Linked DNA regions of Homo sapiens: region 1 is linked to region 2. The links are chromatin contacts, found by Hi-C in ENCODE. All regions are on one chromosome and are shown on one strand. The core of a region is the stretch at or near the end of the contact, and the rest is flanking DNA. Distances in the headings are between cores, read along the strand shown. Region 1 holds the start of ZNF236 (zinc finger protein 236). Region 2 overlaps TSHZ1 (teashirt zinc finger homeobox 1).

Region 1 (3,609 bases), core at 64-2,563, 1.6 Mb before region 2:
CGGGAACCACGGCGCCCGCGAGAAAAAGCGCGGCGCCCCCTACCCCACTGCCCTCGACCTGGGAACCGCGGCACCGGCGAGTGCGCCCCGATCCCCCTGCGCAGGAAAGTCCGTTCCTCAAGCTCCGGGCTGGGGCTTTGGAAGGCAAGTCAATTCCTGACTGCTGGAAGGGCCAGGGTCTGGGGGTGCCCGGTTGTGTGTCTGCCTGCTCTTAAATTCTGGGCCTTTCTCCTTCCTTGGAAAACAAAATCTGAGTTATTTCATGACTTTAGCAAAGTACCATGGAGAATAAATTACTGGGGAAAACACTTCCTGACGCCTACTGTGTGCACGATCTAGCGCTCCCCACATAACACTGATGCCTACTGTATGCACGACCCACAGCGCTCTCCAGAAGCTCCAGGTTCAAGCTACCCGGATCACAATGGTGCCTACTGTTTGCACGACCCACAGCGCTCTCCAGATGCCCAGGGTTCCAGCCCCCCGGATCACAATGGCGCCTACTGTATGCACTACCCACAGCGTCTGCAGAGGCTCAGGGTTCAAGTTCCCGGATCACAATGGCGCCTACTGTATGCACGCCCCACAGCGCGCCCCAGATAACACTGGAGCACACTGTGTGCACGACCCTGCGCTTCCCGGACAACGCTGGCGCCTACTGTGTGCACGACCCCGCGCTCCACGGCCTCCCTGTGGGCCGAGCCCAACGTCCCCGGGGCAGCCGGCGCCGCGCAGGGTCGGGCGGGGGCGCCGTCCGGGAGGAGCCCGGGGCGCGGTATCCGCAGGCCCGGGCTCTGGCCAGGCCGCCTCCCCAGCGCGCCCCGCGGCCCTCCGGCCCCGGGACGGAACACGGGGCGGCCACTTTCCCTCAAGTTCAGCGCGGGCCGCGGCAGGGCCAGCGGGGGCAGGGCGCGCGCAGGAGGCGGCCGCCTGCTCCCTCACCCGCCTCCCGCCTCCCGCCTCAGCCGCCGCCCGGCCCAGGAAAGTAGGCCCAGCGCGCGGAGGGGCCGGGCGGCGACTCGCCCGTATCATTCCGCCCGCGCTGCGGCCCGCCCGGCCAGTCGGCGGCGGCGGCGGCCCGGGTCTGCGCGGCCCCCGCCCCCGCCCCGCCGCTCCCGGCGCCCCCCGCGCCGCATCCGGGGACTGGCAGGGCGCGGGCCCCGCACCGGCCGCCGGCGGGGCGCGAGGGCGCGGCCGCGGGCCTTACCGGAGTCGCCGCGCGCCTTGCTCTCCCTGGGCTTCGGGGGGCGGCCCCGCGGCATCGTCGGCGGCCCGGCTCGCACCCACACCCACTCACACTCACACTCACACTCACACGCGGCGGCGGGGGCGCGCACGCGCGGGCACCGGGGCGGGGGCGCGCCCAGCCGGCGCTAGAGGCGGGCGGAGCTGCCCGGCGGCGGGCGGCCCGGTCCGAGCGCCGCCGGGCTCACGGGGGAAAGGCGCCTGAACGCGCGCACCGGAGCGCTCGAACCGCGCCGGCCTTGGCAGGTTCCATGGCCCGCGGGCCGCGGTGGGGGCGTTGGGCGCGGGCGCGGGCGCGGTGGGGGCGGGGGCGGCGGCGGGGCGCATGCGCGGCGCCGCGGGGCCTTAGCGGACGGAGGGGAGCGCGGGGGTCACCGGGCCGGGCCGGCAGCCCTAGAGCTCGGCCTGGCGGGGACCCTGGGCCAGCCCCGCGCCTCCGTGGCCCGGGCGTCTCGTGCGTGTCCGCGAACTCGCGTGCGCGCGTCACCTCGGACCGCAGCATGGCTCGGAGGGCGGCCCTACTCGCGCCGCCCTAGTGCTGCGAAGGGCCTCGGAGCCCAAACCCGGAACCGCCATCTGGGACTGGGAAGACGACATGGCCAGAAGCCGGTAATGTTCCTTTCCCTGGGGGCAGTGCATTAAAATGGACCATTTCACGTGTGCTGGTCTTGTGTGTTGTTGCCTGCGCTAACTTACACGAAGTGGCAACAGGAACAGGCAGCGCAGCACCCGAGCGCCGGGTGGAGAGGCCGGCCGAGCCCGGGGAAAGCGACCTTACTCTGTCACCTGGGCTGGAGTGCAGTGGCGCAAATTAAAGTGTGCAGTTTGATACATCTTGACACATGTATACACTGTGAAACCATCATCACAATCAACAGTGAAGATGTTCCTCCCGTCTCTCTGTAACCCTTTCCTCTCTCCCTCCTTCCCTCCTCCCCCTCCCACCCATCTGCTTTTTGTCACTATAGTTTGAATTTCCTGGAGTTTTTAAATATCTTTTTATACAGACTGGGTCTCGCTTGCTCTGTCACCCAGGCGGGAGTGCAGTGACACGATCGGGACCCACTGTAGCCTCAAACTCCTGCCCTTAAGCAATCCAACTGCTTCAGCCTCCCGAGTAGCTGAGACTGCAGGTGAGGACCGCCATGTCTAGCTTTTTGTTTTTTTTTAAACATATGGGGTCTCTCTGTGTTGCCCAGCCTGCTCTGGAACTCCTAGCTTCAATTGACCCTCTGCCTCAGCCTCCCAAAGTGTTGGGATTGCAGATGTGAGCCACTGTGCCCAACCTGTTTTTCTTGGTGTTTTATATAAATGGAATTGTATCGCACGTAATCTTTAGGGAAGTGGGGGCTGTTCATTGAGCATAATTATGTTGGAATTCATCTATATATTGATAAATATTTTAAGTGCTTTTTATTGCTGAGCGGTGTCTAGGAGTCATTCTTGCTTACCCTTTCCCACTGCAGCCTTCACTCAATCTCATCAAAGATCTAGCTCCAATATATAAACCAAATCCAAGCCATTCCCACGTATATTACCCCTGAGCCATGCTCTCTCACCTAGATTACAGATACAGCCTAGTACCTGGTCATCCTCCAATCAGTTTTGTCTACAGCCATGCGAGTCTTCTCTCTATGCCTTAAATAAGACAAATGTATTCCAGCTCTTTTGAATATTTCCAATTGTGAAATGTTCCTCTTTATTTCTAATAATGCTTGCTATTGTCAACTTTGCCTCATATGTAAATAACACCACCAGCTTTCTTTCCTGTGTGTACCTTTAGAGTTAAGTGAGTTTAAGAAGTGTGTGTGTGGCCGGGCGCGGTGGCTCACGCCTGTAATGCCAGCACTTTGAGAGGCCGAGGCGGGCGGATTACGAGGTCAGGAGATTGAGACCATCCTGGCTAACACGGTGAAACCCCATCCCTACTAAAAATACAAAAAAAAAAAAAAAAAAAACTTGGCCGGGCGTGGTGGCGGGCGTCTGTATTCCCAGCTACTCGGGAGGCTGAGGCAGGAGAATGGCGTGAACCCGGGAGGCGGAGCTTGCAGTGAGCCGAGATCCCGCCACTGCACTCCAGCCTGGGCGACAGAGCGAGACTCCGTCTCAAAAAAAGAAGTGTGTGTGTATGATGTTTGTTTGTTTGTTTGTTTTTAAGACAGGGTCAGGCTCTGTTGCCCCGGCTGGAATGCGGTGACGCTGTCTCTGCCTACTGCACTCTCTGCCTCCCCGGCTCAAGTGATCCTCCCACCTCAGCACCCCAAGTAGCTGGGACTGTAGGTGCTCACCACTATGCCTAGCTAATTTTTTGTGGACATGGGGTTTCACCATTTTGCCCAGGCTAGTGTCAATCTCCTGAGTTTA
Region 2 (3,245 bases), core at 388-2,887:
GAGGAGGTCATGCATCCCCCACCTACTATAGGGGTGAGATGGCGAGGAGGTCACCTGCCCCTACCTACTTCAGGGGTGAGATGAGAAGGAAGTTACCTACCCTTCCCCCCTACCAAAGCCACCCCCATCCACTGCAGGAGTTAGATGAGGAGGAAGTCATCTGTTCCCCCCACCCACCCGCCTGCACCCTGCGCCACCTACTGCAGGGGTAGGGCAGGGAGAAGGCCAGCTGCCCCCACCCGCCACAGGGGTGAGAGCGATGCAGAGCCACAGGGCATGATCCTCTCCCCAGGACCCCGTGGGGGCAGGCGAGGCACCCAGGGCTCTCAACCCGTGTGGCTCCGGGGTCTCCACCAGAGGAGTTGCAGGAAGACCACTAGGAAGGATGTGTGTCTGAGCAGCCTGCCCGGGTAGCAGGTGGGGCCTGGGTGGCCGCAGGGACAAGGGACAGAGAGCAGCCACGGCCTGGAGCCCAGAGCCCCGGGTAGGCAGGAGGGCGGTGAAGGACCTGGCTTTCCCCCAGTAGCCCAGGGACCACAGTGGCCCAGATCTGGGGCTCCCATCCAAGCCTCTCCACCCCAGGGTGCCCGGCTCAGGCCCCGCGTTAGGAAGCAGACACCTGGGCCTCCTCCCACGCGGAGGTGGCTCGCCTGGTACTGCTGCTGGTGGGTGACCCTATGGCTTCACGGCACACCAGCTTCTAAATCCTTGCCTCTGCGGCTATTTCTAACCGTTCCCCCACACAAGACTTAGCAGAGCGTGCAGACACCACAGAGGGTAATTAAACCATCACACTCGCAAAGCTGGACGCACAGGCAAACACATGATGTATTGTTAACAGCAAGTATAATTAGGCAAGTAAACGTATATCTATATGTCATAGTTAACTGAAACATTAGCTTCCAATAAACGTATAAAATGGATTCCAAATGAGGGGAAAAATTTCTTTTAGAAATTTGTGGTTTTCTATTTTCTTTCACTTCAACTCTCCATTAATGTGGGCCAATTAACTGTCAATTGGATTTACAAAAATGTGTTTACATTTTCAGCCCCATATTTGTGAGTTCAGCATTACTCAGTCTATCTTACGATAAATAACCCTTGGATTATGTATAATGATAAGAGTATCTAAACAATCACAAGGTAATGCCTGAAATACACACGAAGGTGAGCGTGAAGGAAACATGTGGGCCACAGTCTAGGACTTTCCAGATGAACCTGAGGGTGAATACACTTCGATCACCTTCCACAGGCAACTTCATCATATGATATTTCTGAAGGGAAAAAGTCTTCAGTAAAAACAGAATTATTAACTTGCGCCAGAATCAGAACCTTATACTTGAAGTAGAATACAATTACTGAGGCCACTGATATTATGACAGAGCTACATTGCTATCACTGTCTATAAACATGATGAAAGTCTTGTCTGCCTGATGGATACAGTTTCCAGTATGAGAAACATTTTTGTAAGCTCACATATATTTTTCATATATAGCCTCAAATAATAGTTCTAGATGGCTTCTATTGTTCCAACCTCCTCAAAAAAATTATTTGGCTAGTGCGCTTATCTTTATATTTGAGAAAACAGTGCTTTCTTACTGTGGTTTCTGAATGCACCGGAAGCCTAGGATTTACTTTCACTTTGCCTGCACTGTGGCTCTGAATAAATAAAATCTTTTGCTATCACCCTTTCCCACTAAAATGAACAGGAAGTAAAAAAAAAAAAAAAGTAAGGTCTGAACATTTCAAATAAATACAGCAACAAGTATATTTAATGATAAGGTCACTGATATTTTTCACACTTCAAAAGAAGGACAAAGCTGTGCTTCTCTGCTGTGGGTGAGTGTGTGTGTGCTCACATATGAGTGTGTGACTGCTCCTCCGTCTCTCCCTTCTAATTATACCAAATACGGAGAACACTGGAAAAATTACAAAAATGGCTTCACCTCTATCTATATCAGAAAATCGCTTTACTGCAATAGCATTAAAAATGTAGGCACCAGTTCTCATAAGCAGAATGAGGGAAACAGTGTTTTCCAAAGTGAAATTTCAGGGAATCGTTCTTTTCAAAGTAAGATAACTTAAGGGGCAAGGCAATTCACGCAACTGAATCTAGCATCTGTTTTAAGTCATAAAGGCCATTACATTTTGTGGGTTGTGCAATTTGCTGTTTAACCAACTTTCTACAAAAGCATGGTGAAATGGCATATTTAAAACCAAGGGCAAAGGGACTCCACTCACTGAGAGAAGAGGCACAGCCCCCCCTGGCAGGAGCAGTGTGGCCCTCTGGGGTACCTCTCCCAGCAGCAGGCCCACCGCCTCAGCCCTGACCGCATGGCCTGCTCCTGGCCATTCCACCTCCTGTTTTATCTGTCAGAAAACACTGGCATTTGGTGAAGGTGTACGGTCGGTGGTGGGTCGATGCGGCAACTGAAAAGAAACTACAGCCTAGGGCACTTCCAGTTCAGCAACCCTGGGTAGCAATGCCTACCAAATGCTCTTCCTGAACAGAAAATTATATCTGGGTGCCTCCATTTGCTCGAGCAAAAAGATTATTCAGAAATCATATATACCACCAAAACACTGCAGGCTCAAACTTGGAATAAATCCTCCACTCCCGCTCCCTCTACAGCATTTTCAAGCAGGGCTTTAGTACTCCATTATTGTGAATGTTCTTTGGCCCACAGCAAAAAATATTGACAAAATTCTGCTTTTAAGACAGTTATTGTCTCTGTCTACTTGATAGCAGCCTTCAGAAGTTCACCTGCTAGCATTAAATTCTTGAGTTTGGGTGAAAGGAGAGAAAATTTGCCACATCTCAAGCTCTTCTGCTGTAGCAGCAGCAAATCAAATTATTCTTTCAATTAAACTAGCTTTGTGCCTAAAAACAAAAAAAGGCCACAGGCTTTCTTCCCCCACACAGAGAACTGAAGCCATCACCCCTTTAAACCCCATGACTTGAGCATGATCTCCACGGCTTAGTATTCTTGGATAATACAGCTCATAAAATTAAATCTACTCTCAGAGATTTCACTTATCACTGTGTGCTGTGAGCTTGCAGGCAATCAAGGGATCAAGAGTTCTGCACTGGGGTGTGTTTTGATGGACCTGATACAGGGATATGACCTACCTCTCTCTTTCTCTCTGACACACACACACACACACACACACACACACACACACACACACCAGAAACCAAAAACACCCCATCAGAGGTTGAACAGAGAACCAAGGCCCCCATCGTC

The links. A loop is a pair of places that touch in the nucleus more often than their neighbours do. Pooled maps may share reads with other maps.
Region 1: a loop to region 2 is called in a pooled map, with 4 times the contacts of the local background. The contact joins the promoter of ZNF236 here to the enhancer-like site in region 2. A Hi-C loop is called at or near these places in 4 of 50 pooled maps.

Annotation. Positions count from the first base shown.
Region 1 is chr18:76,820,261-76,823,869 of GRCh38, reverse strand. ZNF236 (zinc finger protein 236) reads right to left here and starts at 1,313. Exons shown (of 31, transcript NM_001306089.2): 1 at 1,208-1,313. The coding sequence starts at 1,262. It overlaps ZNF236-DT (ZNF236 divergent transcript), which reads left to right and starts at 1,575. Exons shown (of 3, transcript NR_040024.1): 1 at 1,575-1,854. RefSeq lists silencers at 682-1,421, 1,542-1,731, 3,429-3,508 and enhancers at 1,802-1,911, 1,952-2,031.
Region 2 is chr18:75,246,348-75,249,592 of GRCh38, reverse strand. All of the region lies in intron 1 of TSHZ1 (teashirt zinc finger homeobox 1), which reads right to left. Among named protein-coding and RNA genes, the nearest start is that of TSHZ1, 37 kb to the right of the region's middle. Within about 2 kb of position 1,637, at least 14 of the 41 ENCODE cell types and tissues checked have a DNase peak (open chromatin) inside an H3K27ac peak, as active enhancers do.